Linked DNA regions of Mus musculus: all the other regions are linked to region 3. A link is a loop called in an ENCODE intact Hi-C map of the cell type or tissue named here. Cell type or tissue: left cerebral cortex. All regions are shown on one strand. Region 1 has its middle 26 kb from the start of Ncor2. Region 2 overlaps Ncor2 (nuclear receptor co-repressor 2). Region 3 has its middle 16 kb from the start of Gm32585. Region 4 overlaps Ncor2 (nuclear receptor co-repressor 2). Region 5 overlaps Ncor2 (nuclear receptor co-repressor 2). Region 6 overlaps Ncor2 (nuclear receptor co-repressor 2). Region 7 has its middle 32 kb from the start of Gm32585.

What was found. A loop is a pair of places that touch in the nucleus more often than their neighbours do. Peaks named below come from ENCODE experiments on the same cell type or tissue, not always from the same donor. Only the 100,000 strongest peaks of a DNase experiment are listed, where the experiment ranks them.
Region 1: a loop joins it to region 3, with 2.1 times the contacts of the local background. A loop is called at or near these places in 15 of 42 quality-filtered maps.
Region 2: a loop joins it to region 3, with 2.8 times the contacts of the local background. A loop is called at or near these places in 11 of 42 quality-filtered maps.
Region 4: it touches region 3 in a loop (2.4-fold over the local background); 6 of 42 quality-filtered maps call a loop at or near these places.
Region 5: a loop joins it to region 3, with 7 times the contacts of the local background. A loop is called at or near these places in 20 of 42 quality-filtered maps.
Region 6: it touches region 3 in a loop (11-fold over the local background); 11 of 42 quality-filtered maps call a loop at or near these places.
Region 7: it touches region 3 in a loop (2.7-fold over the local background); 15 of 42 quality-filtered maps call a loop at or near these places.

What each region holds. Positions count from the first base shown.
Region 1 is chr5:125,203,422-125,207,421 of GRCm38, reverse strand. No RefSeq gene overlaps it. Among named protein-coding and RNA genes, the nearest start is that of Ncor2, 26 kb to the right of the region's middle. In left cerebral cortex, a CTCF peak has its summit at 2,316 (motif pointing left); a DNase peak (open chromatin) is centred at 3,496; H3K27ac peaks cover 688 bases.
Region 2 is chr5:125,022,613-125,026,612 of GRCm38, reverse strand. It overlaps Ncor2 (nuclear receptor co-repressor 2), which reads left to right. Exons shown (of 47, transcript NM_011424.3): 39 at 809-961; 40 at 1,050-1,195; 41 at 1,411-1,604; 42 at 2,331-2,480; 43 at 2,967-3,112; 44 at 3,689-3,742. Among named protein-coding and RNA genes, the nearest start is that of Rflna, 21 kb to the right of the region's middle. In left cerebral cortex, a CTCF peak has its summit at 2,390 (motif pointing right); a DNase peak (open chromatin) is centred at 2,403.
Region 3 is chr5:125,266,577-125,270,576 of GRCm38, reverse strand. No RefSeq gene overlaps it. Among named protein-coding and RNA genes, the nearest start is that of Gm32585, 16 kb to the right of the region's middle. In left cerebral cortex, CTCF peaks have their summits at 554 (motif pointing left) and 2,300 (motif pointing right); DNase peaks (open chromatin) are centred at 2,295, 2,712, 2,974 and 3,312; H3K27ac peaks cover 774 bases.
Region 4 is chr5:125,121,037-125,125,036 of GRCm38, reverse strand. It overlaps Ncor2 (nuclear receptor co-repressor 2), which reads left to right. Exons shown (of 47, transcript NM_011424.3): 2 at 57-267. The coding sequence starts at 163. Among named protein-coding and RNA genes, the nearest start is that of Ncor2, 56 kb to the left of the region's middle. In left cerebral cortex, CTCF peaks have their summits at 1,686 and 2,308 (motif pointing right); no DNase peak of the experiment used is centred here.
Region 5 is chr5:125,109,007-125,113,006 of GRCm38, reverse strand. It overlaps Ncor2 (nuclear receptor co-repressor 2), which reads left to right. Exons shown (of 47, transcript NM_011424.3): 5 at 2,935-3,114. Among named protein-coding and RNA genes, the nearest start is that of Ncor2, 68 kb to the left of the region's middle. In left cerebral cortex, no CTCF peak of the experiment used is centred here; DNase peaks (open chromatin) are centred at 231, 978, 1,162 and 1,662; H3K27ac peaks cover 1,039 bases.
Region 6 is chr5:125,173,327-125,177,326 of GRCm38, reverse strand. All of the region lies in intron 1 of Ncor2 (nuclear receptor co-repressor 2), which reads left to right. Among named protein-coding and RNA genes, the nearest start is that of Ncor2, 3.9 kb to the left of the region's middle. In left cerebral cortex, a CTCF peak has its summit at 294; DNase peaks (open chromatin) are centred at 808, 1,250, 1,829, 3,917 and 1 more place; H3K4me3 peaks cover 1,979 bases; H3K27ac peaks cover 2,539 bases.
Region 7 is chr5:125,218,593-125,222,592 of GRCm38, reverse strand. No RefSeq gene overlaps it. Among named protein-coding and RNA genes, the nearest start is that of Gm32585, 32 kb to the left of the region's middle. In left cerebral cortex, a CTCF peak has its summit at 1,704 (motif pointing left); a DNase peak (open chromatin) is centred at 521; H3K27ac peaks cover 407 bases.

The sequences.
Region 1 (4,000 bases), 63 kb after region 3:
AATTATCTTGGCTGGGAGTTTAATGATTCCAGACTCCGTTGAAAGAAAGTTTCCTCATAAATCAATTCTCTCTCTTTTCTCTCCTCTCTTCTCTCCCCCTCCCCTTTTTTTTCTGTATACAGAGTCCCACTCAGCTTCTCAGACTGGCTTTGAACTCACTCTGCAGCTTGTAATTGAACTGTACATTGAACTTGTAATCCTCTTACCTCAACCACCAAACGTCTGGGATCCTTGTGGTCATTTGGAAAGGCTGATCCAGCCATCTCCACACCTTCTGCCAGAAGCCTCGCCAGCAGCCCCACGGTCCCCCAGTCAGACCACGCTTCCTAGAGCCTGAGCCTCACTCTGTCCACCCTGGAGTCTCTACAAAATGTGCCCACTCTGTCTTTCAGGCTGAGCCCCACCCCCACCCCACCCCCACACTGGTTATTCCAAGGTTGATGTGCTGAGTGGACAGAAGGAACTGGCTGGTGACCCACGGGTCATGGGTGTCAGGTGCTCTAGCCCAGTACATGACCTGCCATTTGATGAGAGGATGTTTAATACAGCCATATTTGCAGCTGGAAGAGTCAGGATTTCTGGCCTCATTGGATGGCTGATTTTGTTTGTTTGTTTGTTTGTTTTGTTTTGTTTTTTGTTTTTCCAGACAGGGTTTCTCTGTATAGCCCTGGCTGTCCTGGAACTCACTTTGTAGACCAGGCTGGCCTCGAACTCAGAAATCTGCCTGCCTCTGCCTCCCGAGTGCTGGGATTAAAGGGATGCGCCACCACGCCTGGCCCCGCGGATGGCAGATTTGTAAGATGTGGGTTGTAAGATGGAGGTATAACAGAGACTGCAGGGGAACTGTAGTTCTTCCAGGATTAAGGTGGGAGCTCTCCAATGTGCCACAGTCCCCACTACCCCACTGCCACCCCCAGGTCACCCTTGTCATCTGGCCCCAGAAAAGCTGGTTTTGGTGCACAGGTTGTTTGTGTGTGTGTGTGTGTGTGTGTGTGTGTGTGCGCGCGCGCGCATGCATGCTTGCAATACAACAACATTCATATGGAGGTCAGGGGACAACTTGCAGGAGTCTATTCTCCCCTTTCACTGTGTAGGTCCCAGGGATCAAACTCAGATCTTCAGGCTTAGCCGCAAGCCCCTTTACCCTCTGAGCCATCTCGCCAGCCCCAGGTGCTTGTAGTTCAGAAACAAATATCACGCCAGTCTCTGCCCCACATGGCAGGCAAGCGCCAGGTGGAGAGGCTCCATTCCTCATGGTCATTGAGGCTTCCTGCTGCTGCTGGCCTTGGCCTCACCAGGCCCCAGGGGTTCACTGCAGCTGGTGGAAAGAAAGGGATATTGTGGAAGGCCAGAAAAATGATTGGCTGTACCATCTAACATATTTTTTGCTGGCTTTTAAGATGGAGTAATGTTCTGGTTGCTTCTCTGGTCATCCTTCCACCCTGGGGAACAGCTGTCTCAGGCTCAGATTGGCCATGGCTGGGGGGTAAAGGAATTCTAGGGTTAAAGGGCTTTGGTAAGAAACGATGTCCAGCCTTGCGGTATGATGGGAATGTAAGAGAATGTAGCAGAATGTAACAGAGCGCACCTTAACTCTGAGTGCTCACCCTTTGATGTACACCCAGGATAAACAGAGCTGTGACCACATCCTCTACTGCACAGATGTCCATAGCCGCTTCATCACAACAGAAAACTAAACACAGGCAAAGGGCCATCAGCGGATGACCAAATAAACACACTGTTGGGTAACCACACTGTGGAATACCACTCACCCGCGAAAAAGAATGAAGGAGTACACCCGTGAAAAGGAATACTATTCATCCATGAGAAAGAATAAAGGAAGAAATCTATAAGGCATTATGTTGCTGAGTGGGGTGATGTACACCCGTGATTGCCACACTCAGGAGGCTGAGGCAGGAGGATTGCCAAGTTGGAGGACAGCCTGGGTGACATAGTGAGCCCCTGTCACAAAATACCAAAAATAGGAGCGTGCCAAGATGGCTCAGTTGTTAAGAGCATTTGTGGGGCTGGAGAGATGGCTCAGCAGCTAAGAGCACTGACTGTTCTTCCAGAGGTCCTGAGTTCAAATCCCAGCAACCACATGGTGGCCCACAACCGCCCGTAATGAAATCTGATGCCCTCTTCTGGTGTGTCTGAAGTCAGCTACAGTGTACTTAAGATATAATAAATAAATAAATAAATAAATAAATAAATATATATATATATATATATATATATTGCTCTATCAGAGGGCTGTGTTTCCACTCCCAGCGCCTTTGTCAGGTTCCAGGGGATCTGGTGCCCTCTTCTGGTCTTCTTGGGTAATGCATACATGTGGTGCACATACAGACAGGCAAAACACTCATCCACATCAAATAAAAATAAATGCACTTTGGTGGGACACACTTTGAATCCTAGCACTCTGGAGGCAGAGGCAGGCAGATCTCTAAGTTTAAGGGCAGCCTGGTCTACAGAGTGAGTTCTAGGACATCCAGGGCTACACAGAGAAACCCTACCTATAAAAATTTTTTTAAAAAAAATAAGAATTAACTAATCTTTAAAGTAAATACTCAGAATATGCTATTATGCTAAATTGGGAGCTGGTCAGTCCTCCAGTAAACAGGACAGGCTGCTGTGAGCTTTGTGGACCTGCGTTCTTTTAACTGTTCTTCTCGTTATGTCAAAGACTCCAGCATCACTAAGAGCAGCCCAGAAGGAGGCTGCAGCCATCAGAACACCATGACAGTGCGCTCACCCGCTGCAGTGAGGCCAAGAACGTGAGTCACCCTCAAAGAGGAAGGGCAAGGTTAAAGGGAAGATGATACATTCCCTAGCAGACTGTGGTGTCAGCTCCAAGAGGTACCATCTGCTAGGGGCCAAGACACTCCCGAACCTTCTTCCCGGAAAGCCTGCATCTCTGCCCTTGAGGCTCAGGACCAGCAGGTGGCTCAGGGATGCCTCTGCCAAATAACTGCCCTTGGATGTTCCAGCAAATTACCACTTCCCAGGGGGAGCGGCAGCACTTCAGCACTAACCATTGCTCTAGCCTGCCCTCCAGCATGTCTGGGGCTTGATGGTGAACCTGTGAGCTCCAGGCCAATGAGAGAAGAGACTCTGCCACGAAGCAAAACAAAAACAACGTGGAAATCTCCTGAGGAACAACTCCCAAGGTTGATCTCTAGGCTCCGTGTGTGTGTGTGTGTGTGTGTGTGTGTGTGTGTGTGTGTGTACACAAACATGTCTGCAACACACACACACAAAGAAATTCGCACATACACACAAAAAAATGGATGTTACCCAGTGTCCAGCAGCTGGAGACTGCTAGTTGTGACAGAGACTCAGCTGTTAAACAGACTGGCGTGCCAATGTGAGCCACGACCTGAGTCAGCCTCGGAGACCTCGTGCTTTGTGACAGACAAAGGCAGAAGGCCGAGTGCCCAGAACTGGCAGATCCACAGAGAAGACACGGGAGAGTGGCTCTCAGAGGCTGGGGAACTGGCAACAGGATGGTCTGAAAGACTCGTCACTTCCCTGCTGAGTGAAGAGAACGTTCTGGCGATGCAGGGAAGCTCTAAGAACTCTGCGTCACTAGCTGAAGAAGGTGGGAAGCCAGCAGAAGTGGTGCTAGCCTCTTTTGATCCAGGCACTTGGGAGGTGGATGCAGGAGGAGCAAGAGTTCAAGGTCATCCTTGGCTGCAGAGTGAGTTCAAGGCTAGCCTGGGCTACGGGAGACCCTGTCTCAGTAGCAACAGACAAATCAAAGAATCACGGTACAAAGGATGCCTCTGACACTTACAGACCACAATGACCTGCCCTCACTGGCTCCCAACTCCTAGATTCTGAGGGGACTACCTTGTTCCTCTTGTCCCCTCATTGATGCCAGGCTCACTTCAGAGGGGCTGGGAGGAGGCTGGGCACTTGTGGGCTCTAGTGTCCCCTCCACCAGCCCCCCCCCACCTGCTGCCGGAAGAACAGAACACAGGCCGCCTCCCTGCAGCTG
Region 2 (4,000 bases), 240 kb after region 3:
TCCCCCTTTTTCGGTTGGTTTTGGTATTTTGTTTCGAGCTCGTCATCCTGGTCAGTTGGCACGCTGTGGTGACTCCGCCCACACGGGCCCCTCATCGTTTGCCCATCCTGTCGTCATGAGTTTTTTTTCCTTTTTTCCTTTTTCTTTTTCTTTTTTTTTTTTTTCCTCCTTTTTTCTTTTTGGATTTTTCACCTTTTTTCCTTTAATGAATGGATCTGTGGTTTGGACTCCGACCGCGCCTCCCATCTCCCGCCACCACCTGCACCTTCGTTTTGGGGAGTGGGGATGCAGGGGCTACCAGCTGACTGCTGCTACTGTTCCTGGAGGAAGTCAAGGCAGGGAGCGAGGGGGGGAGACAGGGTGGGGGGGAGGCTGGGTGCCCACCTCCTCTTCCCACACCAGCATAAAGCCCAAAGGGAGTGATCAGGGACAGTGGGGCTGGGACAAGGCAGGGCCTAGGGACACAGTTGTCTAGGGACACGGTGTCACTCAGCTTGAACCCCACACCATCACACCCTGACCCCATGCACACTCAAGCTCCTCTCCAGTTTCTCCACCACCACCTCCCCCAGTCTCTCCTCTTCTACCCAAGCCCCACACTGCCCAAGCCAGACTCCCACAGTCCTTTGGGTGTGTCTGTATCCTGATACATGGAACTGTCTGTCACTTGCCATTCCTCCTTTCTGGCCCACCTAGGCTTAGATAATTTCCTTCCATCTTGAGGCCCACACTGTGGAGGAATGGCTCATCCCAAGCACCCCCCAAACCCAAGCCCACCCACCTTCTGACCCCAGCTCACCTGTTTCAGGTTACCACAGTGGAGCTGGCTACAGCCCCGATGGGGTGGAGCCCATCAGCCCGGTGAGCTCCCCCAGCCTGACCCACGACAAGGGGCTCTCCAAACCTCTGGAAGAGCTAGAGAAGAGCCACTTGGAAGGGGAGCTGCGGCACAAGCAGCCAGGTAACACCCGGGAGAGTGGCAGGTGGGGAGACTAAGGCACGGCTCCACGCTGTCCCCAGGCCCTGACAAGCTCTGCTCGCCTCCTTAGGCCCCATGAAGCTCAGCGCGGAGGCTGCCCATCTCCCACATCTGCGGCCACTGCCCGAGAGCCAGCCCTCATCTAGCCCACTCCTCCAGACTGCCCCAGGCATCAAAGGTCACCAGAGGGTGGTCACCTTGGCTCAGCACATCAGTGTAAGTGTCTATTTCTGGGCCCCCACCGTTGGGGTGGATAGGAGAGTGACGTCCCATAGTCAGACAGATGCTAGCATGCACTGGCCACTACACTCAGTCCTGTGGCGGCTGTCACCATAAGGTCTGCCTGGGGACACTCACCCAGGAGACCAAGAGTCAGATCAGGGTTCTGCCCTACTCTACACTGAAAGTCCTGACCTGCCTCCCTCCCACAGGAGGTCATTACGCAGGACTACACGCGCCACCACCCGCAGCAGCTCAGTGGCCCCCTTCCCGCCCCTCTCTACTCCTTTCCCGGAGCCAGCTGCCCTGTCCTGGATCTTCGCCGCCCACCCAGTGACCTCTACCTCCCACCCCCCGACCATGGCACCCCAGCCCGGGGATCCCCCCACAGTGAAGGGGGCAAAAGGTGAGGATATACTCATATCTGTGTCAGATGCTTGGCTGAAGGATATTGGGGTAGGGTGAGCTTGACTGTGTTGGGCTAATGGGAACCTGAGGCTCAGGGATACAGAAGTTCACTAAGCTCCCAGAACCAACACAAAGTCTAATCACGAAGGTGGCACACCCAAGGCTCCCATGTGCCAACTGAGTGTCCTATATATGCCAACTCAGCTAGGGGTCTGATGTCCCACGCCCATTTAGCAGATAGGAAAACTGAGGCATAGAGAAGTGAGTTACCATCCCATACCATGCACACATACTTACCCTGGCTGGGCCTGAGGCTCGGGGCATGAGAGAAGCTGGGGCCCTACCTAGGCTTAGGAGCGGAGTGAGGCATCTTGTATGAGTTTGATTTTAGAAGCACGGGTATAGACAGTGAGGTTCTGGCATGGGTGCCTCAGTGTGGTGGCACACACTCTACTCAGGTGAGATAGCTCTGGCCAGGCTGAGGCAGGAGGATTGTGAACTTCAAGGCAGTCTGGGATGTACTGCAAGAACCCGACTCAAAAATCAACAAAAGCTTACAAGTCTTTAGGTTATCTCAGAAGATCGTAGTAGCCCACTGGGGTCTCCATACCTCAGCTGCAGAGTGGCCATTTACAGGGAAATGTGCAGGGCCCCGCTGTGGACAGTGGGGTCTCCTCATCATCGGGTAGAACTTCACCCTCAGCTAGGACGCTATCTCCATCAGGTCCCCAGAACCCAGCAAAACATCGGTCCTGGGCAGCAGCGAGGATGCCATTGAGCCTGTGTCCCCACCAGAGGGCATGACTGAGCCAGGACATGCTCGGAGCACTGCGTACCCACTGCTGTATCGAGACGGGGAACAGGGCGAGCCCAGGTACCCATAGCACAAATCCGCGCTTAGAGATGGTGGTGTCAGTTCCATGTACACCCAAGGCCTCGGCCCTCCCATATGGAGGCCATTAATCCCTCACAGCTCAGCGGGCTGATAGACCTTCAGGGGCCTTCAGTTGCAGCACCCTGTGTCTGGCATCCTGGTGCCTGGCATCCCTGTGTCTGGGATCTCAGCCTGAGCCATGCCCTGTTTTATCACTTGCTGGTGATCTGGGAATGAACTAAGTTGAACCAGACTGGGTGGGGGTGGACATGGACTTCAGGGAGGGTGTGACCTGCACCTGTCCAGTTCCCTGGGGATTCTTGTGTCAGATCTAGCAATAAGGCATTGCTGGGGGCAATTCACAGCGTACCTGGGATGGGAACCAGCTGGTCCTTAGCACCTCACGGTAGCTCAAGTGGTGAGCTCCCTGTTGCTAAAGGTCACAATGCCCAGCCTGCTGACCCTGGTGTCTCCTGCTCCCTGCAGGATGGGCTCTAAGTCTCCAGGCAACACCAGCCAGCCGCCAGCCTTCTTCAGTAAGCTGACTGAGAGCAACTCCGCCATGGTGAAGTCGAAGAAGCAGGAGATCAACAAGAAACTCAACACCCACAACCGGAACGAGCCAGAATACAGTAAGGGGAAGCCAGGGCTAGAGCAGGCACCGGGAGGGAGATAGTACTCTTAAACCTTACCATGGAAGAGCCCAACGTTCTGCCAGTTGGTACTAACTGACAACAGCATATAGCACTTTGGTAATGCCCTGCACACAGTAGGTGCACAGGGAAAGCTGTAGAGACAGCCCTGTGCTGGGTGCTGAGGAGCACAGCACACTACTCCAGGTTCATGCTGCAGACCCGGTGCCTTTCACCACGGCTGATGTGGGTGGACAAGGACTCATGTCCTTAGCGCAGGGTCACATGGGCCATATGCTTACAAGAATGCACCGGAAAGCAACACATGACAGCTTTGCACTGTCCCCTCCCCAGGGTGGCCTGGACAGACAGGCAAGGTTCTTCCTTTCTGGAGTATAGAAGCCCTCACAGGTAACAGAGGCCTAAGGTAGTGACCAACCGCCTGAGTAAACCTGGAGCATCAGGTGCCTGGTTGTGCCCAGACATTCAACTCAGACTGTACGGGGGACAAGCAGGGGTGCAGATCTCCTAGGACCTGTGAGCTCAGCCCTTCCCCACCTTGTTACCCTGCTCTAGATATTGGCCAGCCTGGGACGGAAATCTTCAACATGCCCGCCATCACTGGAGCAGGTAACCCTCCTGTGTGTCCGCATGGCAAACTCCCTTCCCCAGTGCTGACTTGGGGACAAGGAGCCTTAGCCTCTCCCTGGTCTCAGTGGACCCAGAATGACACAGATGGGCAGCCTCCACTGCCTAGGGTCCTCCCTACATGAGGAGTGCCCAAGGTTTGAGGTCAGGGTCCCTCAAGTGGGTGTTAGGTACACCCCGGAAACACTTGGCCAGTTGCTGGGGCTTGGGGCTGGGGCACGTCACCAAGTGTGGACCTGA
Region 3 (4,000 bases):
TTTGTATTTAAAAGGCTATCCCCACTTTTTCTCTCTCTGACTCTTTTCTCTCCCCTCCCCACCCCACTCTCTCCACATGTTCCTGCCGGCCTCTTCCCTTCCCCATCCTCCCTTCTCAATCCCCCTTCACATGCCCCTCTTCCCATGCCCCCAAATAAACTCTATATTATATATATATTTTTAAAGGCTATCTTCAGTTCCCATATTCAGATGCCTTGTCGTGTTGCCAAGCCATGGAGCTTGCAGACAATGTCTATGGAAATAGCAACAGTTCTTTAGCCCAGGAAGCCAGGCACAGGGTTGGGGCGTTCATATGCATCTCCAAAGTAGGTCCGGGGTTCAGTTTGCACAGCTGTCTTTGGGATAATTATGAAACGGTTATTGGGATCTATGTCCTTGGGAACTATGAAATGGCAGATCCTGGGGGCTGGAGAAACAGCTCAGACGTGAAGACCACTTTGGTGTTCTTGCAGAAGACTGCAGTTCAGTTCCCAGTACACATATCGGCTCACAGACACCTGTAACTGCAGAACCAGGGTGGTCTGGCGCTCTCTTCTGGCCTTTATGGGTATTGCACACATGTGTGCACACATTCACAGATAGGCAGACACATACGCATACACATAATTTTTAAAATAAAATCAAAATGGCAGGTTCCGGCCACTACCTACCCAGCGAAGACCAAAGCTGGGCTCTGGCTTCTACATCCCTAAGATGTTGTCATTACTTGAATATTTGCTGTGTACTAGACAGATGGTACCACGTTGACCATTTGTGTTCAGTATTTGTGACCTGAGAGAGTGCTGATGTCATCATTCCCTCGTTTTTACAATGAGGAGGCTGAGGCACAGAGAGATGACGGTTGATAGGGAAACAGGTTTGCACCGCAGCGGCTAGGCCAGCTCATGAGTGCTGCCCACTGTTCCTCTCTGTGCAGCACCCAAGGACTGCCCGCTGTGCTGGTGACCCCAGAAAGAGCATCTCAACCCAGGTCAGGAAGTGTGACCAGTGCCAAGGGACCCCGGGAGGCCTAGGGAGGAAGGGAGGTCACGGGCTCAGGCCCCAAACTGCATCTGTCTAGAACAGAGATTCTGAACCTTCCTAATGCTATGGCCCTTTAATACAGTCCCTTAAGTTATAGCGACCCCCAGCCACAAAGTTATCTTTGATGGCACTTCAGAACTGTAATTTTGCTGCTGTTATGAATCACAATGGAAATACTTTCGGAGATAGAGCTTTGCCAAAGGGGTCTCAACCCACAGGTTGAGAACCGCTGGTCTAGAAGGAGCCCCATTTATCTGGCCAGGCTGCTTTGGTGAGGGTCTCAGTTCAGGATTGTCCCCAGACAGGTGGCACACACTGGGTGAAACGAGGAAGAGTCACATGTCTAAAAATAGTGCCTGTCTCCCAGAGCCTGTCTGTCACAGGACAGAGTGGAGCAGCTAGGAGGTGGGAAGGATTCTCTGGAATTTGGGGGTTAGGTATACAGGTTCAGGGGAGCTGCCCCACTCTGAGGTTTGGCAGTGAGCTGGGCTGGAGAGCTGAGGTACTGGGGCTACACGTGGCACCATTCTGGAGTCAGGTTTACGCCATCCAGTGCTGTGCTTTTGCAGGAAGCATCTTCTATGTAGGAAGTGGAAGGAGCTTTGTGATGTGATACCCATTTCTCTCATCTACTCCCTTAGGACATGGGTCTCCACCCCCAATCTGCCCCTCTTCCACCACCCTGCTTTTACCCTGCCCTGAGACCACATCGCCCGCCACAGACAGATAGGAAAGGCTTTATGTGGAGAAGGACTTGTAAGCTGATACACACAGCACACACAGTGCTCCCTCTGGTCTCCCTCTGTGGCTATGGCTACCATCTGCCCTCTGCTGGGCCACAGGAATGTCTTCTGTTGGAGGGGCAGGGACTCCGTCACGGGCCTCTCTGACCCAGCTTTGTATGGCTCTTGGCCCTGTGGTCTCAGACTGTGGGCAGCAGCTGTTTGGGGGCAGGACATGGTTTCCTCCTGACATCAGCTTTGGCAAGGGAGCAGGCAGGGGTGGGAGGCCAGCCCTGTGGCAGCAGGCTGGATGCATTGTAGCTCCCTGGGCAAGGCTCTATGACCATACCGTGCCCACGTATAATTCACAGGAAAGCCACTTCCTGCCCCACCCACTCCAAGGTCCAGATGAGGGTGGGCGAGAGGGATTTTGGATGGACATTTCGCTCATGGCAATTGGAAATGGTTTTCAGATGTATCACGGAATGTGGAACAAACCCAGGCAAACTTCCCTGCAATCCTATAAATCACCAGCAGATGGCGCTATTGGCCACACGACAGGATTCTGGCATCCTGGATTGCTCAGTGGTAGAACTTGAACCTGGGACTGAAGTAGAAACTCTCAGGCCATAGGCTTACACACTGCAGGTGGTTTACAGCAGGCAGATGGGAAAGGCATGCCTGGCCCAGACGCTGGCCAGAAAGGGTAGCTGCAAGAAGCAAATGAGGTACCTCCTTCCTACCAGTACCTACTATTCAGAGAGGCATGTTGGTCTCTGAGTTCAAGCCTGGACTACGATCCCTCACAGAATTAATTTCCTGGAAGAAAAAAAAAAATCAATGCTTGTCCCTCGGTGCCAGACATTAAAGTCCTCAGGATTGGCGGTGGCGGGCTGTTTTGACAGGGATGAGAATGGAGACACCCAAGAGACTGCTGGAAGCTCAGTCAAAATGCCTCATTTCCTGACACCCGCGTCGCTGAGCACACTGTCATTGAGTCAGGACACGCAGCCACCCGCCCCTGCAGCCATTCATCCCTCCCCACCCCCACCCTCCCACATTTCATTTGCGAGCCCCTCGGTGTGCAGCTCGGCTCGTGGCGGCTGCGGCGGCAGAGCAGAAACCCCAAATGATCTATTTATGGGGCCGTCCTTCCGTGTTGCTTGCATATTGTAATTAAGAGATAATGTCAGTGGAATAGAACGTTGTCACCCAGTAACGGCCTCCCGCCGCCTCGGAAATGTCACGGCAAAGTCACAGATATATCAAGCGTAAAACTGACGTTTGTTTTCAGAGCAGGGAACGCGGATCCTGGGACAGCGATACAGCTGCGGCTTCATTTCTGTCTTGGGGGTGATGAATGCCAGTGGATGGTCGGGCCCACAGGAGGAGGGGTTCTTGTCTGTTGCGGAGACCAACTGGGCCTGTGCTTTGCTTGACAGATGGAGGATAAGGCTGCCCTCTGGGTCCCATAATCTGCTGTAGCCACCAAGGTGGCCCGGGTGCCCTGGCTCCCGGCTGGGCAGTGTGTTTTCTGCAGCCCAAGCTGGCTGCCAGCTGGCCGGGTTCCCCTTCCTGTCACCATGTTGTCTCTGGAGAGCTAAGCTGCTGCTGGGGTGGCATGTCCTTGGACAACCTCAGTTTCCGAGTCACTCCCCCAGAGCCACAAGGGCCTTAGGAGGAGGACAGCAGTGACTTTGTGACTGGGGTGTCTACACTGTGGAGTGGCCTGGTGGGACCACTCCCCTGGCTGATGGTGTATCTGACATAGCCCAGCCCCCAACACATTTATTTATTTATTTATTTATTTATTTATTTATCATATGTGAGTATACTGTAGCTGTTGTCAGACACTCCAGAAGAGGGCGTCAGATCTCCTGATGGATGGATGGTTGGGAGCCACCATGTGGTTACCGGGATTTGAACTCAGGACCTTTGGAAGAACAGTCAGTGCTCTTACCCGCTGAGCCATCTCTCCAACCCTCCCCATTGTCCACACCCTTGCACATCAACCTGCTAGCTCTGTCCCCACAGCCCCTGCCAGTCAGACCTTCAACCCATCCCTTTTTCTTGGGACATCCATCCATTTCCCCATACACCCCCTCCAGGCTGGCCTCCCTGATTCTACTGTGGCCACTCCTCTTAAGCACCCATGAAAAGTCTCCCCAAAAGACTCAACCCCGGGCTCTCCTACCTCCAAGCCTCTGTCCTAATCCCTGCCATAGTCGTCGTGA
Region 4 (4,000 bases), 150 kb after region 3:
GGCTGTGGACCAGCTGCCTCCTGTTCAATTTGTTTTTTTTTCTCTTCTCTCCACAGGCACCTGTGACGAGGTCACCTGCCAGCAGATGACCGAGACCAGCCCTTAGTCCTAGGTGTGGTCAAGAGTGTCTTGGGCTCCAAAGCCTACCTGGACCCTACCACCATGTCAGGATCCACACAGCCTGTGGCACAGACATGGCGGGCTGCTGAGCCCCGCTACCCACCCCATGGCATCTCCTACCCGGTGCAGATAGCCCGGTCCCACACGGTAAGGGGCATGTCTGCTCAGTACCACTTCCACTACTGCAGTGCATCTTCTGAAGCCAGGCTGCTGCGGCCCGTGCTGATTTGGTCTCAGTGGGGACACTGGTGGCAGTCAGGTGTGGTGATGGAGGCCTGTAATCCCAGGATTGAGGTGGTGAAGGCAGGAGGGTTTCAATTTTGAGACCAGCCTAGCTGGCTACGTAGCAAGTCTTATTTTAGTATGGGAAGGTGGAGGCTGAGGCTAGGCTGTGTGGATACGCTGCTTATATCTTGTGGACTTGGCAAGTACAATAGAGCACCCACGGTGTCACCCCCCTCCCCTCCGACCCATTTCCACCATGTTTGGGACTGGGGAGCTTTTGGGGAGGGAGACTGAGGTTGCACTTCTTCCTAACCCTCAAGATCTTCGTGCCTATTTCAACTGTAAGACTCTGAGCCCCAGAGCAGTGTCCACCTCTGCCAGGGTCCTGTTCCTGCTCATCTCGTACTGCTAGAGGGAGCAGACTGGGCTTTTCTTGTTGCCTGCTGTGTACTCTTTCTCTGGGCTGTGGAGTAATGGGGTGTGATGTGAGATGGAGCAGCCACAGCTGGGTGGGAGTGCGCATGCGTGCGTGTGTGTGAGCAGGAGAGAATGTATGTCTAGGCTTGTGTCTGTCCCTCCTGGGTGGCATGGTCCATTTCTGTGTGGGACGTGGTTCTACTTGTGAGTCAAGAATGCTTTCTCATGAGCCCCAGAGCCTGGCCTTAGGGTACCCAGCTTCATACTCTCGGTGTGTGGAGCAGCTGAGGCCTGGAGGGAGAAGACAAACCCTAACCATTGGCCTGGGGCAGCCAGTGTTGGGGTTCTACATTCCCTAGCTCCCAGCCTTTACACCACCACACAGCAACCATGATGCACTGGGTGACAACCAAGCCAGCGGCAAGGACATCTACTCTCCAGGCTGGCGAGTGACCCAGACGGGCCATTTACTGTTTGGGGGGGGGGGCCCTCAGTTCTGTCACCTATAAAGCAGGGATGACAGCAACACCCACAAGAAGGCCTATGCATGTCCCCATGTGGCTATCTGCTGTCACCATAACTTGGTGACTGTTAAAGCCATTTCCTGATGGGCCCTGCCTGGGGTTCTATCATCTCTTTGCCCTCCCCTCCTCCCCTCCCCCATCCCAGTCCCCCCAGGCAGATGTCTGTGGCTTCTTCCCCTTCATTCATTTTGCTCATCCACCCAGCCTCTGGCTGTTGTGTGTCCTTCCCTCATTCCTGAATTCTTGCTCTTTGCCTCATTTGTGTCCTCTCCCCAGTATTTGGGGTCACTGGCTGACCCTAGGCACCGCCCACTCTCCTGCTGGGCCATTGGTGACGCAGGATGCCGCTGGCCCAGACCCAGTAGTTACTGATCCTGTGGCCTGATGGGATAGCTTACAGTTTGGAACATGTCTGTCCCCTGGTGGGGACTTGCTTGCTCTTTGGCCTCTGTTCATCCCCAGGGTCTGTGGAGGGTTTCTCTCTGGGAGACTGTTGAGGCCTCATTACTTTTCTATGCTGGCTTGGTGAAGCCTGGCATATGGAGCCCTTGGTCCTTTTCAGCCTTCCCCATAACCCCGCCCCAACCCTGCCCCACAGCCCCTCCTCCACCCTCTTACCCAGGCTCCTCCAATAGCCCCGACCTTCCTGCAGCCTGCCCTCTCAGCCCACCCTCATTTCCCCAGACTTCCCCAAGGCCCTTCCTAGTCCCCCCACCCCCACTGTACCCCATCTCTTTCCTGTGGCCCAAGGATAAGTAGAACACAGACTGGAAAAGACCACGCGCTTTCCCCCTTAACACTTGTGTCTTAGGAAAGAGAGGCCTGAGAAGAGAAGCCATGGATCCATAGCAAGGTGACACCCCGTAGGGGGAGAGCCACTGTGTGTGTTCTAGCCCTGGTGCGGACCAGCTCAGCCTGTGGTGTCCTGGGCCTGGGGAACATGATGGGCCACTTTTTTTTTTTTTTTAAGATGTATTTATTATTATATGAGCTGTCTTCAGACTCGCCAGAAGAGGGCGTCAGACCATGTGGTTGCTGGGATTTGAACTCCAGACCTTCAGAAGAGCAGTCTTAACCCGCTGAGCCATCTCACCAGCTCTTCGGGTCTGGGCCACTTACATACTCTAGCAGGTCTGTCTTCCCGGAAGCTCTGCCCTCTCAGTCAAGTGAGCCACTTATAAAATGGCTGGGGTTCTGCTGAGGTGGCATCATGACGTGATCACTTGGGACGTGAGCCGGTTTCTGTGTGATGTGACAATAGGGACGGCAAGTATAGAGGACCCCCCCCCCCCCTACAGCATCAGGCTGTCAATCCCCTCGTTTCACCAGGGGTAACATGCTGCCTATCAGCACCAGTCTTCGCTCCCCAGACCCTCTGGTGTGTCTCCCTCCCCTGCCTGCATGCTGCTGGCAGTGGGGTGCAAGAGCCACGTACCCGCAGGTCAGTGTCTGGCAAGGTGTGTGTCAGGGACGCCTGACAAAATTGGCTGTGCCTAACCTTGGCCTTGGGCCTAGCTGGCTGACTCTTGGTTGAGGGATGGACCTGTGGGCTGTTGTTCAGTTGGTCACAAACTCTGCTCTGCCACCCAGGGCTCAGCCTGCTCCTGTCTAATGGCACTGGATGCTGGCCGGGGCTGATGTCCTAGGTGTGTGGGCACATCGTGGGGTCCTGTGCCCACCTGCTGTATACTGTCTTAGGGTCCTCATCTGTCTGTCCGTCCATTCATTAACTCTCTGGCTCGGTCATTGACCTGTTTGCTCATTCATCCACTCATTAGTGGATTCACTTGTCCATTTGCCTGACAAATACAGGTTAGATTTGTCACATGCCTTGGAGACCGAGCTGTGAAGGCAGAGATGCCCCCTCTCTGGGGAAGTCGACATTCTCTTGGGGTACAGTGGAACAAAGATGGGGCTAGAGGAGGCCATATTTAAGTGGAGAGACAAATATTGATGGTGGAGCTGGGACCCAAGAGGACAGACAGTGGGTGCATGGTGTCTGGATGCACAGCGTCACAGAAAACCCTGACTTGAGGCTCTTTTGGAATGAACATTCCGTTCAGGGGTGACAGGGGTAGGCTGAACTCCGCCTCCGTGTGATTTTGTGTGGCTCTCTACGTCTTAGACTCGTGCTGGGGTACAGTGCATTTGTTTCTTGGGGCTCCCCTCTTGTTCTGTTTGTAGTGGAAATATCCAGGGGCTGGGGTGGGCCTCTACCCCTGAGTCAGGTGTTATAATCAGTACGGGGCAGGCTTGAAGCCTGTGTCCTGTGACTGTCTCCGTTCCCAGCGGAGGGGCCAGTTGAGCCTCACCTGTACTATTCTTGCTGTGTGACCAGGAAGAGCTGTTCTTGCTCATCATTCTCTTGATGTTCAGATCGCCCATGATATCCTCCTTCTGGAGCTGCTTTTTTTGGGGGGGAGGGGTTGTCACATTAGTCAGCTTGTGCAGAGGGCTTGGTTACGGCGACCTAAGAATGGGATCATTTCTCTTGATGTCGTCCTTGCAGGGCCATCCTGGTATCCTTGTCCTTCTAGGTCGTGTTTTGCAAAGTCTTGATTGCCCGCTCCTTCCCTTGCAGTTTGGTCTCTGAGGTTTTCCAGTTGCTTGCCGTCTAGGGTCAGGATCCGGCTGCTCCCCCCCAGCGCATATGACTGCTACCATTGGTTCTTTGCAGTGAGAACTGCTTTAAGACACAGAGCCCGGGGCTGGAG
Region 5 (4,000 bases), 160 kb after region 3:
CCTGAACTCAGGTGCCTATAATGAAATCCAGGTTTGGTGGCTTCTGGCTGAGCTCAGCCCTTGTGTCTGACATCACCATGGCCCATGCTGCTTCTTGGAGTGCTTGAAAGACAGCATGTGTGACTCTGGGAACCCCACAGAGGTGACTCTACCCCTCACAGGTCCCCAATCCTTGGCTCTGCTGGTCCAGCCACTTCTGCCATTCCTCTAGCTCTGGCCTGGAAGCTGCCGCTGTGGCTGTTGGCCACAGGCCTCTACAGGAACTGGAAGAGCTCAGCCTTGGTTCTCATTCCCAGGCCTTTTGTGACAGGTCTTTATGTCAGAAATGGAGCATTTCTTACTGCTGCCTTGGAGCTTTCTGCCTAGGCACAGGACTGCAGAAAGTGACTGACTCAGTGGAGTCTGACTAGTTAGCTGGAGTGAGTCTAGCTGACTGACTGACTGACTGACTGACTGACTGACTGACTGACTGACTGGGAGAGAACCTGTTTTACTGACTGAGACTGAGGAGAGCCTGACTGATTGACTGACTGGGGGAGAACCTGACTGACTGATTGACTGACTGACAGATGGACAGACGAGTATATGACTGGCTAAGGGAGTCTAAGGAGAGAACTAAATTGCTGCCTGGTTTCTGGTTGGGCTTAGGGTTTCTCTGTCCTCAGGCTTGGGACCTACAGAAGGAGGGGGTCATCTGCAAGCAAAGTCACCTGCCACTTAGAGGCTAGCCTGTCAGGTGTCTCCGGTGTGTTTTGGCATGCCAGATGCCATCTCTCCTGCCATTGGCTCGCTGTCTATGAAGCCAGTAGCAGGACAGTCAGGAGTCAAGGTTTCATCCCTCTGGAAAGTGTTCCTCCATCTGTGAGGGAGCCGTTTGTCTGGCTTCTCCCAGCCCTGCAGTCTGTTGTGGGTGGATTCCCCCTGTCTGGATGTTTCTGTGATTGTGTTTCACTGCCTTTGTTCTTGTGTCTTACTATGTGGGAGCATGTGCATCAGAAAGGGGACCTGCTGTATGTTTGTACACTGTGGGGGTTCTGGCTCGGGTCATATGCGTGATCTTGAGGATGAAGCACCATGAAAGACAGCTTGATCTAGCTGGTCCAGGAAGTGAGGCTCAGCCACATGGAGTGGCTGGTGTTGCCAGCTGCATTTTCCGTGCTGTCCCAGACTTGGAGATGGAGCCTTCTGTAGGTGGCATGGTTTTGGAGCCCATCCTGGACTGTAAGAAGTCTGGTCCATGGTTTCAGGTTGCACGGTCCCACTGCTGACACCCTTATTCCAAATCTGTTTCTCCCTCTTCTGCTTTTGGGGAGCAGAGCAGAAGGGACAATATGATCTCCGGGCTCAGGGTTTTGTCCTCAGTGCCACCTTCTGTTTGGAGATGGATACTGAGAGTTTCCTGGGGGATTCTGTTGGGAGGAGAGCCTGGAGTCCCCAGTGTGGCACCTATGGTTTAGATGATAGCATGAAGCCGGGGCAAAGTACTGGGCTGAGAGTGGACAGGGAGAGCGAAGGGGACAAGTGGAAGTTGTGGGCTCTTCTAGTGGCAAGAGTGATGGGGGTGGGGGTAGGTGGGGGCACCTGGCTGCCCAGGCTGCAGTTGTTCCTAGGAATAAAGCATCCTGTGTCCTTAGAGTGCAGCTGTGTGGGGGCGGGGAGCAGCCGCAGACTCTGCCTGGCCATGGCTGCCAGCAGCTGCTGTCTTGGCCCAGAGGGAACAGGGTGGGGCTGACCTAGCCGGGAACCAGGGTAGGGACAGACCTTCCTTGACAGTGCTATTCAGTGATAACTGTGTGTCAGACGTTTTGGATGCACCTAGGCTCACAAGCCACTGTGGAGGTGAAACTACTCCTGTCTCCCCCTACCTCCCCACCCCCCCACTGTAAAGATAGGGATACTGAGGCAGGCAGCACCTCCAAGCACCATCTGTGGTCACAGAACTGGGTGTTGCAGAGGGGGGCTGGGATTGGAGCCCAGGGCTATCTAGATGAGAACTGGGTTGTTTTCCTAACCTCTTTGTTGCCAGAGCATCCCAGTGCAGCCTGGGTGGTCCCTGACTAGAGAACAAGAGAGAACCATGAAGCAGCCAGGTGCCGGGCCATGTGGGAGATGTACAGGCAGCCTCAGGGCAGAGCAGCCTGCTGAAGCTGACAAATGCCCATCCATGAGAAAGAGCCCTGTGTAGTGGTGCAGAACTGTCATCCCGGTATGTGGGAGGACCCGAAGCTCAAGGAGACCCTGGGCAACATAGGGAGAGATGGCTTGCCACCAGGATCACTTATAGAAGACATAGGTCTGGGTCCCAGCGACCACATGCCTTGCAACTGTGGTAACCCCAGTTCCAGGGCTTCTTGACCCCGCTCTTTTGACCTCTAAAGGGACTAGGTATGCATTTGGTGCAGATACATATGTATAGGCAAAACACTCATAAATCTTTAAAAGGTTGAAGGTAACAAATGGCTTGGGCAATAGATCTGTGGTGGAGCGCTCGCTTAGAGACGGGTTCCATCTCTTTGCTCTGCAAAAACAGAAGAAAGCGAGGCCCAGTGACCCCGATGGCTCCTGTGTGTTGTGACAGGTGTGTTTTTTGAAAAGCTGACTGCTCCAGTTCAGGGTCTGCAGCCTGCTTGCATCACGCACATGTGGAAGGCATATGTGGCTGAGCTGTCAGGCTGGGGTCACTGTGGGAGTCTTATTTCTGTTCCCGGGAAATAGAGGTGTAGCCAGGAGGAGGCAGTAAGGACTGTCATTACTGCCTGCCGGCCTCCTGGATTTTGTCTTCAGAGAACACAGCCATGGGAAGAGTGGCTGGGACGAGGCAGGATCCACGCGTGGCACTGCCGTCCTGGGGATGCTTAGGGTAGGAAGCTGGTGTGCTGCGGCCTGAAGTCACGGCAAACTTGGGTGTCCTCAACGTTCTCTGTCCAACCACAGGACCGTAGCCTGGCAGGCAAGCTGGAGCCTGTGTCACCTCCCAGTCCCCCGCACGCTGACCCTGAGCTAGAGCTGGCGCCATCTCGACTGTCCAAGGAGGAGCTGATCCAGAACATGGACCGCGTGGACCGTGAGATCACCATGGTAGAGCAGCAGATCTCCAAGCTGAAGAAGAAGCAGGTGAGTAGTGAGGGCGGGCAGAAGACCGGCCCCACGTCCTCAGGTGCCTGGAGCCACACAATTTCCTGGTGGTTGGTGTGTGTGTGTGTGTGTGTGTGTGTGTGTGTGTGTTTAATGTTTTGCTTCTGGAAGCCTCTGGGCCGGGCCCATCAGGCTCATATATCTGCACGGTCAACAGAGAGTCCTGAGCTTCAGGGGACCAAGGCTTCCCGGGAGAGGCACCATGAGCTGCCCAAGGCAGAGAAAGAGCCTTTGGTTGTTCTTGCATAAAAGCTGAATGGGGAGCCGGGAGCTGGGCACTGAGGGCTTCCAAGATGGTGGCCCAGAATCCCAGAGTGAGGCTGGGCCCTGGTGCGGTCAGATTGGCCGTGCCAGACCAGTGGAGCTCTCACATCTCCAGTCCTCCAGGCCTGGCTTGGGGGCTGGGCTGGAGCCACTGTTACATGCATGGATGTTGATCAAGTCTGGAGGCCAAGTGACTTGAGCTGCTGTTATTAGTTTTCTTTTTCTCCTTTTATTTTTTTCCTCTTAACCTAAATTTCTTTCTTGAATGTTATCTTAAAAAATAATTTATATATATATATATATATATATATATATATATATATATATATATACACACACACACACACACATACATATATATAAAAGTATAAAAATAAGATTATATAATAATATAAAAATAAATGAATGAGAGAGATGGTTCGGTGGTTAAGGACATGTATTGTTCTTACAGACTACCCAGGTTCAGTTCCCATCACCCACATCTGACAGCTTACAACTCCTTGTAACTCCACCTCCAGGGGACAGCCCTAACCTCATGTACATGCACATATGCAGATGTACACACATGTATGTGATGTAAATATGTTGTAATAATAAAAAT
Region 6 (4,000 bases), 93 kb after region 3:
GCCTGTGGTTATGGGCTTCTTTTCTGCAGAGTGAGGGTGAAAACAGTTCCCTGGTCTGGGGCGCTTCTGAGAACCAAGTCTGTGCAGAGGGTCCTTGGATAGGTTACTATGACTACTGTTATTTCCGGATTCTCATCCTTGCTCTGTCGTCGTATTGGGGAAACCCACGAGAGTGAGTGTCTGCTCCACCTTTGGGAGCAGGGAGGGTCTGATGGAGGAGGCAGGATGGAGAAGGGCCAGGCCTCAGCCCATTGAGCACAGGCAAACACGGAGTTGGCAGCCAGCTGAGCTGCAGTGAGTGGTGGAGGGGGTGGTGAGGGCATTTCGGGTACTGCCTAGCTTCCCTGCACTCCATGTCCCTGTTCGGAAATTTACCGCTGTTTCTTTGGGGCGCCAGGGGAGCCTGCGGTGTTCGAGTCCAGACGTGGGGGTGGGAGTGAGTGGCCAGACCTAGCCTCTTCCCACGGAGCTATTTACGCTTGCCCAGGAATCGATACTATTGATAAACTCATGTCGGTGGTAATGTGGCTGTCAGGCCCGGGTGAGGGATGGAGACCCCCTCCTGGGGCTGTGCTCCCCCCCCCCCCCATGAGGGTTCATGGCTTAATCCTTTCTTTTCTCCTAGTGAATACTTGGGCTACCTCCCAAAGGTTTTCCAGCTCTGCAAACAGGAACCGAGCTGCAATACAGCTGGATCTAGAATTGTTCTGGGCCAGCAGGTGCTTGCCACTCTACAGCCCCCCCTCTCCACAGGGACCCGGGATTCCTGGCTGGAAATGTTTCTGGCTGGGTCCCACCCCAAACTGGTGTTGGGGAACGACCCCTGTGTTAACCGCTGAAGATGGGGGTGGCACCTCCTCACCACCCAGTTAAAAGGGGAGATTGATCCAGTGGGAGATTCACACAGGCTGATCACCAGGGGCTGGCTCGATTTTTTTTTTCTTTTTCCTCTTGTCTGAGGTTCCCCCCCCCCCCCCCCCCCGTCTGTCTGTCTGTCTCTCTCTCTCTGTTCTGTATCCGTTCATGTCTCCGATACCATATAGCAGCCTCCCTAGGTGATACCTCAGGGACAGTTTCCTGCAAGGGTGGCAGCTTTCTGGAGCTAGTGATTCCCACTTAAGGTGCCCAGGGGATGGATGAGTGTGTGTGTGTGTGTGTGTGTGTGGTAGGCAGGCAGGCAGGCAGGCAGTTAGCTGTCTGGGGAAGGCAGAGCTACACAAAGCCAAGTGGAGTGGGTGGCTTAGAAGACCCACCTCTTTAGGGAGGAAGAGAAGCTTGGGAAGGGTCAGGTGAGCATCCTTAGGGGAGGCTGATGGATGGGAAATCCACTTTATGGCACGCCAGGTGAATCCTGTTCTCGGAGTTGGCGGATCTGCATCTGCACTGCAGTAGCAAAACGGTGACATCCAGGAAAAACAAAAAACAAAAAAACCCAAAAAAATGCTGACTATGTGCTATCATTCAGAAAGCACTTACTGTGTGTGTGCCGACCTCAGAAAGCATTCAACTGTGTGTGTGTGTGTGCCAGCATTCAGAAAGTGCCTTTGTCTGTGCACCGAGCATCTACTGGTCTGTTCTGAGGTGGGCTATGGGGAAGTGACTGTCCTATTTTATAGAAGGTGTCACAGGGGCCCTGGGAGGTTTTGGTGACTGGCCTTGGAAGCTGGGGCAAACGCCTGGGTTGTTTCGCGGATCACACAGCACGACAGCCTTGGCTGCAAGGAAGGGATCAGGAACTGACCTTCCTCTTGGGGTTGGCACCTGCCCATCTTTGCAGGGCTGTGGGGGAGGGCAGCTCAGAGACTGGGAACTTGTTCTCCCAGGGTTTGGAGAGGGGGTGGTGCCAGCGGCAGGCTGGCATTTCTTTGAAGTCTCATTTTATCTCAAAACACTCATGCAAATTTTTGGCATCTGCCTTGGCGACAGTGCTGTGTTTATTTTGAAATGAAAACAGGGGTTTGAATTATTTAGCATGGTGTCTAACAGGGCATAACGCTGGAAGCGGGGAGCCCTGAAGCCTGGAGTGCCCTGCTCCTGTCTCCCCGGGGAATCTGGCTGGGGACACATAAGCCTGTGGTTGGAGAGGCCCTTGCTCCTGAGAGCCACACAGGTCAGAGGGGCAGTTGGCCCAAGGTCACAGCAGGACAGTGTGCCCGTGGTGGCAGTGAGTGGAAGAGAGATTTCTCCTAGTGACACCTCTGTGTTAGAGCAGAGTGCAGCCACTGCACATTGCCTTGCTCATGGACCCTTAGCTGGTCATAACCTTTTGGTTCATAGATACCACAAGAATTCGTGGAAGCACAGCAGGGGACCGAGTGCCTGATCCACTCTGTCTGACCTGGTGGTTGATTTAGCATCAAAGACTAAGGTTTTCTGGGTCACAAGCAGTGTGCCCAGGCTGGTAACCTCTAAATAGGGACTTGTGGGCCTCACCTGTCAAGTTGGAACCCTGCCCTCCTCCGCTAGGACCCCTTGGGGGCTTGGTCCTCAGCAACAGTCCATCTGTTTCTTAAATGCTGGCCCACAGCATCAAGTTGTTGGATACTGGGGAGGTTACCTAACCCCTCTCTCTGAGCCTTAGTTTGCTCATCTGTGAGATGGGGCCACCTGCTGCCACTGCTGCTTGGGCACTTAGCATTATGTGGGTCACACAAGTCCATGTGTGGCTTCGAATCTTCTGTCACCATATGTAGGTAGCTTCCCCATTAGAGGGCAAAGACCTGATGGAAGAGTGGAAGAGTTTGTCACGGGGACTCGTGTGTCCTTGCATTTGCTCTGGGTGGTCAGACTGGATACATTTCTCTAGTCTTTTTTCCTTACTTTTTTTTATTTATTTATTTATTTATTTATTTATTATATGTAAGTACACTGTAGCTGTCCTCAGACACTCCAGAAGAGGGCGTCAGATCTCGTTACGGATGGTTGTGAGCCACCATGTGGTTGCTGGGATTTGAACTTCGGACCTTCGGAAGAGCAGTCGGGTGCTCTTACCCACTGAGCCATCTCACCAGCCCTTTTCCTTACTTTTTTAAAAAAAAAAATTTTTTTTGGAAGTACTCGGGTTCAACTATGGCCTTGGGTACCACTGAGTTCTACACCCCTAGTCTGGAATCCTCCCTCCTGAAGGCTGCCCAAGTAGGCTCCCCAAGTGACTGGCTAGCCTAGTCTCTTCCCTTGACCCCAGGGTGGAGGGTGAGGGCTCCTCCCCTCTCCCTGGTTGGTGACTCTCAGCTGCTTCTCTCTGCTCTGGGAACTGAGGTTTCCCCTCCCACCTGTAATCAACCTGCCTGTAATCAATAGCAGCTTGGAATGGGCTGAAGGATAAAGATGGGGAATGGGGCCTTCCGGTGTGTTTGGGGGTTCCCCTCCCTCTGTAACCCTGACAGTTGGGTTGCCTTAGGGGGTGTTTTGGAAAGACCAGACTGTGACCTCCTGTGTTCCTCCTCTCTCCCATGGTGTCCCGAGCACCAAGCTCCTGGGCAGGTGGCTGTATTTAATGTTAGTTGGCTTAAACAGTTTTAGCTGCTGCCTGGTTGCCCCTGTGCACCGTGGCTTTGGATGTAGGAGCAAAGTTGGCATCAAGCTTCATAGTCCTCCCATTCCGTGGGCTTTCCATGCTCCATGCTATCCTGAAAGGTCTACCTGTCCTGGGCATGGCTCCATACTCGTCCTTCCCAGGCCCTCTGCCCTATAGCTTTGGTATCCACCTCATGACCTCATTTTCCCACCAACCTCTGATGCTGTATGCGAAGCCCCTAGGGAGTTAGTAGCAGTGGGAACGCTCTAAAGCATCTTCCGCTTTGAGCCTTTGCTGCGAGTGAGGGTGGTACCCGGACCTGGAAACATTGTAACTATTGCTCTGGGGTTTGTAGCCCTTGGGAGCGGATCCAGGGCCTCGTGCACGCTGGCTGGGTAAGTTCTCTCTCAACTGAGCCACATGCCAAGTCTTCTACTTTGACCTTTTATTGATGAAAGAGGCTCTCACAGAGTTGCCCAGGCT
Region 7 (4,000 bases), 48 kb after region 3:
CACACAGGCACATGAACATTGGAGCGGGAGGCCAAGCGGGTACAGCGGGGACAAAGGTTTTCAGTTTCCTCAAGTTCATTTGATATCATTTTCTGTTTATTGCTGTGGACACAGATCATATAAGGGACATGTGTGTCCAAGGGTGGGGGGTTCTTCCACATGGATATCTAAGTGTCTGTGCGTAGACATGGAATGTGCATTGGTGTGTTAGATCCCAGACTGGTGGTATAGACCTGAGTCCCGGCACGTTATACCTGCTTATGAGCCACCATTCAGTTGCTGGGAATTGAACTCAGAACCCCCGAGCCATCTCTCCATCCCAACCCTGTGGTGATCAGATGAGAAAGTCAGAATGTTGCTTAGGGTTGTCCATGGGCAGAGAGGACCAGACTGCCTTCCTGTCCCTCCTTGGCTTCGAGAGCCCCGGCCCTTGCCTGGCCCAGCCCCAACCACTGGAAGAGACACTGGGCTCAATTCATCCAGTCTTCAAAGCACTCCTGTGTGCAGCAGGGCCCCAGAGCCTCAGCCAAGACCTTGGCAGGAACACACTGGGCCCTTGTGAAGGCCACTGCTGCTTGGGCCAAGGTGGCCGTCTGCCAGGGAAGAAGGCTCAGTTTGGCTGCTGAATATGGCATATGGGGGCTGCTTCACTCCTGGAAGTAAAGGCTACTTAGTGGGAGGAGACCTCACATCAGGACCTCAGTGAAGGTAGAGGCTGCCAAGATACCATCCATCCCCACGGTCAGTCTCACAGACACTACACACTACAGCTGATTTTCCTTTCTTCATGGGCCCTCTGTGGCTTCTTCCCACCCAGCCTTTGGCTGTTGCCTGGCCCCTCAAGACCTATTTCGGCTTCTAGTGAGCCCATGTTCACGCCCACATCACTGTGCAGAAGAGAAATATCTGTCTGATAATCCTGATGTCCTTCTAAAAATAGGAAGCTTTAACCTAGTCACACACACAGACAGAGTGCATCAAGAACATGAAGGGAGAAAGCAGGATGATGTGCCTACAAGCCAAGGGATACTTAACACGGCCAGCGCTCTCCAAAAGTCAAGAAGAGGTCCAGAGCACATTCATACGAGGAGTTCACCCTGCTGACCCCCTGACCACAGACACCTGGCTCCAGAGCTGTGAAAGTAAATTCACCCAGTTTAACCCACCCAGCCTGTGGGACTTTATGATGATGGTCAGAGGAAACAAACACACCCAACTTCCAAGTCTTAGGGGGCACTTACAGAAAAGGCAGTCTAGCACTGTGGTCTCTGTGTCTGTCACAGAGTGTCTCACATCATCAAGGGGTGTTCACTGGCTCCTAGTTGCAGGGTTGCCAATCAGTGGCTTAAACAGAGAGAAAGAAACTCAGCTAAAAAACCATATGCTCTGGGCTGGAGAGATGGCTCATTGGTTAAGAGTACTGACTGGGGCTGGTAAGATGGCTCAGCGGTTAAGAGTACCGACTGCTCTTCCAGAGGTCCTGAGTTCAAATCCCAGCAACCACATGGTGGCTCACAACCATCTGTAATGAAATCTGATGCTCTCTTCTGGAGTGTCTGAAGACAGCTACAGTGTACTTACATATAATAAATAAATAAATATTAAAAAAAAAAAGAGTACTGACTGCTCTTCCAGAGGTCCACAGTTCAATTCTGAGCCACATCATGGTGGCTCACAATCATCTGTGATGGGATCCAGATGCCCTCTTCTGGTGTGCATTAAGATAGCTACAGTGTACTCATATATATAAAAAGAAATAATTCTTTAGAAAAAAACCATATGCTCATATTAATAGGAATGGGAAAATCAGAAGACAAACTACAGTGCTTTTGTTATGGAAAATATATTCAGCAAACTTCCTTAGCTCGATAAAGAAGATCTACAAAGATCTCCTGGTTGGTACCTCACTCATGATGAAGTGATCTTGCTCCCTGAAGATCATGAAAGAGACATGAAGGACATTGTCTTAGTCAGGGTTTCTATTCCTGTACAAACATCATGACCAAGAAGCAAGTTGGGGAGGAAAGGGTTTATTCGGCTTACACTTCCATACTGCTGTTGATCACCAAAGGCAGTCAGGACTGGAACTCAAGCAGGTCAGGAAGCAGGAGCTGATGCAGAGGCCATGGAGGGATGTTTCTTACTGCCTTGCTTCTCCTGGCTTGCTCAGCCTGCTCTCTTATAGAACCCAAGTCTACCAGCCCAGGGATGGCACCACCCACAATGGGCCCTCCCTTCTTGATCACCAACTGAGAAAATGCCCCACAGCTTGATCTCATGGAGGCATTTCCTCAACTGAAGCTCCTTTTTCAGTGATAACTCCAGTCTGTGTCAAGTTGACACACAAAACCAGCCAGTATAGATACTCTCTATCCCTATCAGAGTCACCATAGAAGTCCCAGCTAATGCAGTGTGACCAGTGAGAAGACACCCAAGCACTGACAAAAGCCACAGTCAAAGAAGGGTTTGTTCTGGCTCAGAGTTGAGGGTGCAGTGGGAAGGCATAGTGGACAGGAATGTCTGGGGGTGGTCACGTTGTGGCCACAGTCAGGGACAGAGAGGTGAATGCCAGCATAGGGCATGCACCACCATGCCCGGCTCATAGGGTATTTTTAAAGATTACTTACTTTATGTATGTTGGTACACTGTCATTGTCTTCAGACCAGAAGAGGGCATCGGATCCTGTTACAGATGGTTGTGAGTCACCATGTGGTTGCTGGGAATTGAACTGAGGACCTCTGGAAGAGCAGTCAGTGCTCTTAACCGCTGAGCCATCTCACCAGTGCCTCCTAGGCTGTTTTTCTTGCTAGAACTTTCTCTATCCATCCCTGACCCAGTTGCCATTGGCCAACCTGAGTTCCTCCTGGGTGTTGGGTCTTTGGAGTGTCTCCTGATCCCTGTGTCTCCACCAGTGTGTCTTTTCTGGGCTTGTGTAGGGTCACACCACTGTCCCCATCGTAGCCCAGGGCTTGCAAGACACCCAGCCCTTTGTCCCCTCCTGGGTCTTAGCCACACCCGTGAGCAAAGAGATCCCACCTTAGCCTCTGCTGCATCAAGCTCCCACCACATCACGGGTGCTGAGAAAATAGACTCAAACGAGAACATGAGAACAGTGGAACTCAACACAGGGCAAGGGAGGGACCATAGCCTCGGAACCTTTGGGCATTGGCAGGACCATCCGCAGGGGAGGGGCACAGTACGGACACATGGTCCAGTGTCAACTCTGGGGAAGGTCTCCTCCCAGGCAGGTGTCAGAGAAGTCACACGCCTCAGAGTTGGTGATGTGGACCTGGAGTCCAGATTGGAGGTGGTTGAGGGTATGCTGGGTGCCATTTGACATGACTGGGTACAGTGGTGAGGCATTGTGGGTAATCCACCTGAAGGCTGAGGTACATTTTTGGAGGGTGTTGATATGTGTGGGTGGCATTGGAGCAGTCAATGTGGGGGACAAAAAGCAAATGAAGGGATGGGGTCCTGAAAACTACAGGGATGGAGCTGGAGGGACCCAGGGGCCATGGAGGAATGCAGGTCGCAGGAAGGCCACTAGATGTTGAAGGACCAAGCTTGAAATGGGGCTCTGGCCCTGGCTTATCCTGACTTCTGTTTGGCTTCCCAGAATGCCCTGGGCCTCCTGCAAGGGCCACTGGTAACTGTCACTTACCACTGGGACACCCCTGTCCTTACAAGATCTCGGACATTGTAAACCTACTGGTAGATGGCATGTAGAAAATGGCCAGAATGGGCTGGTGAGATGGCTCAGTGGGTAAGAGCATCCGACTGCTCTTCCGAAGGTCGGGAGTTCAGGTCCCAGCAACCACATGGTGGCTCACAACCATCTGTAACAAGATCTGACTCCCTCTTCTGGAGTGTCTGAAGACAGCTACAGTGAACTTACATATAATAAATAAATAAATCTTTAAAAAAAAAAAAAAAAAAAAAAAAAAGAAAATGGCCAGAAGCCTTTTGTGGGCTTGAGACACGGGAAGGTGTGGCTGGCAAG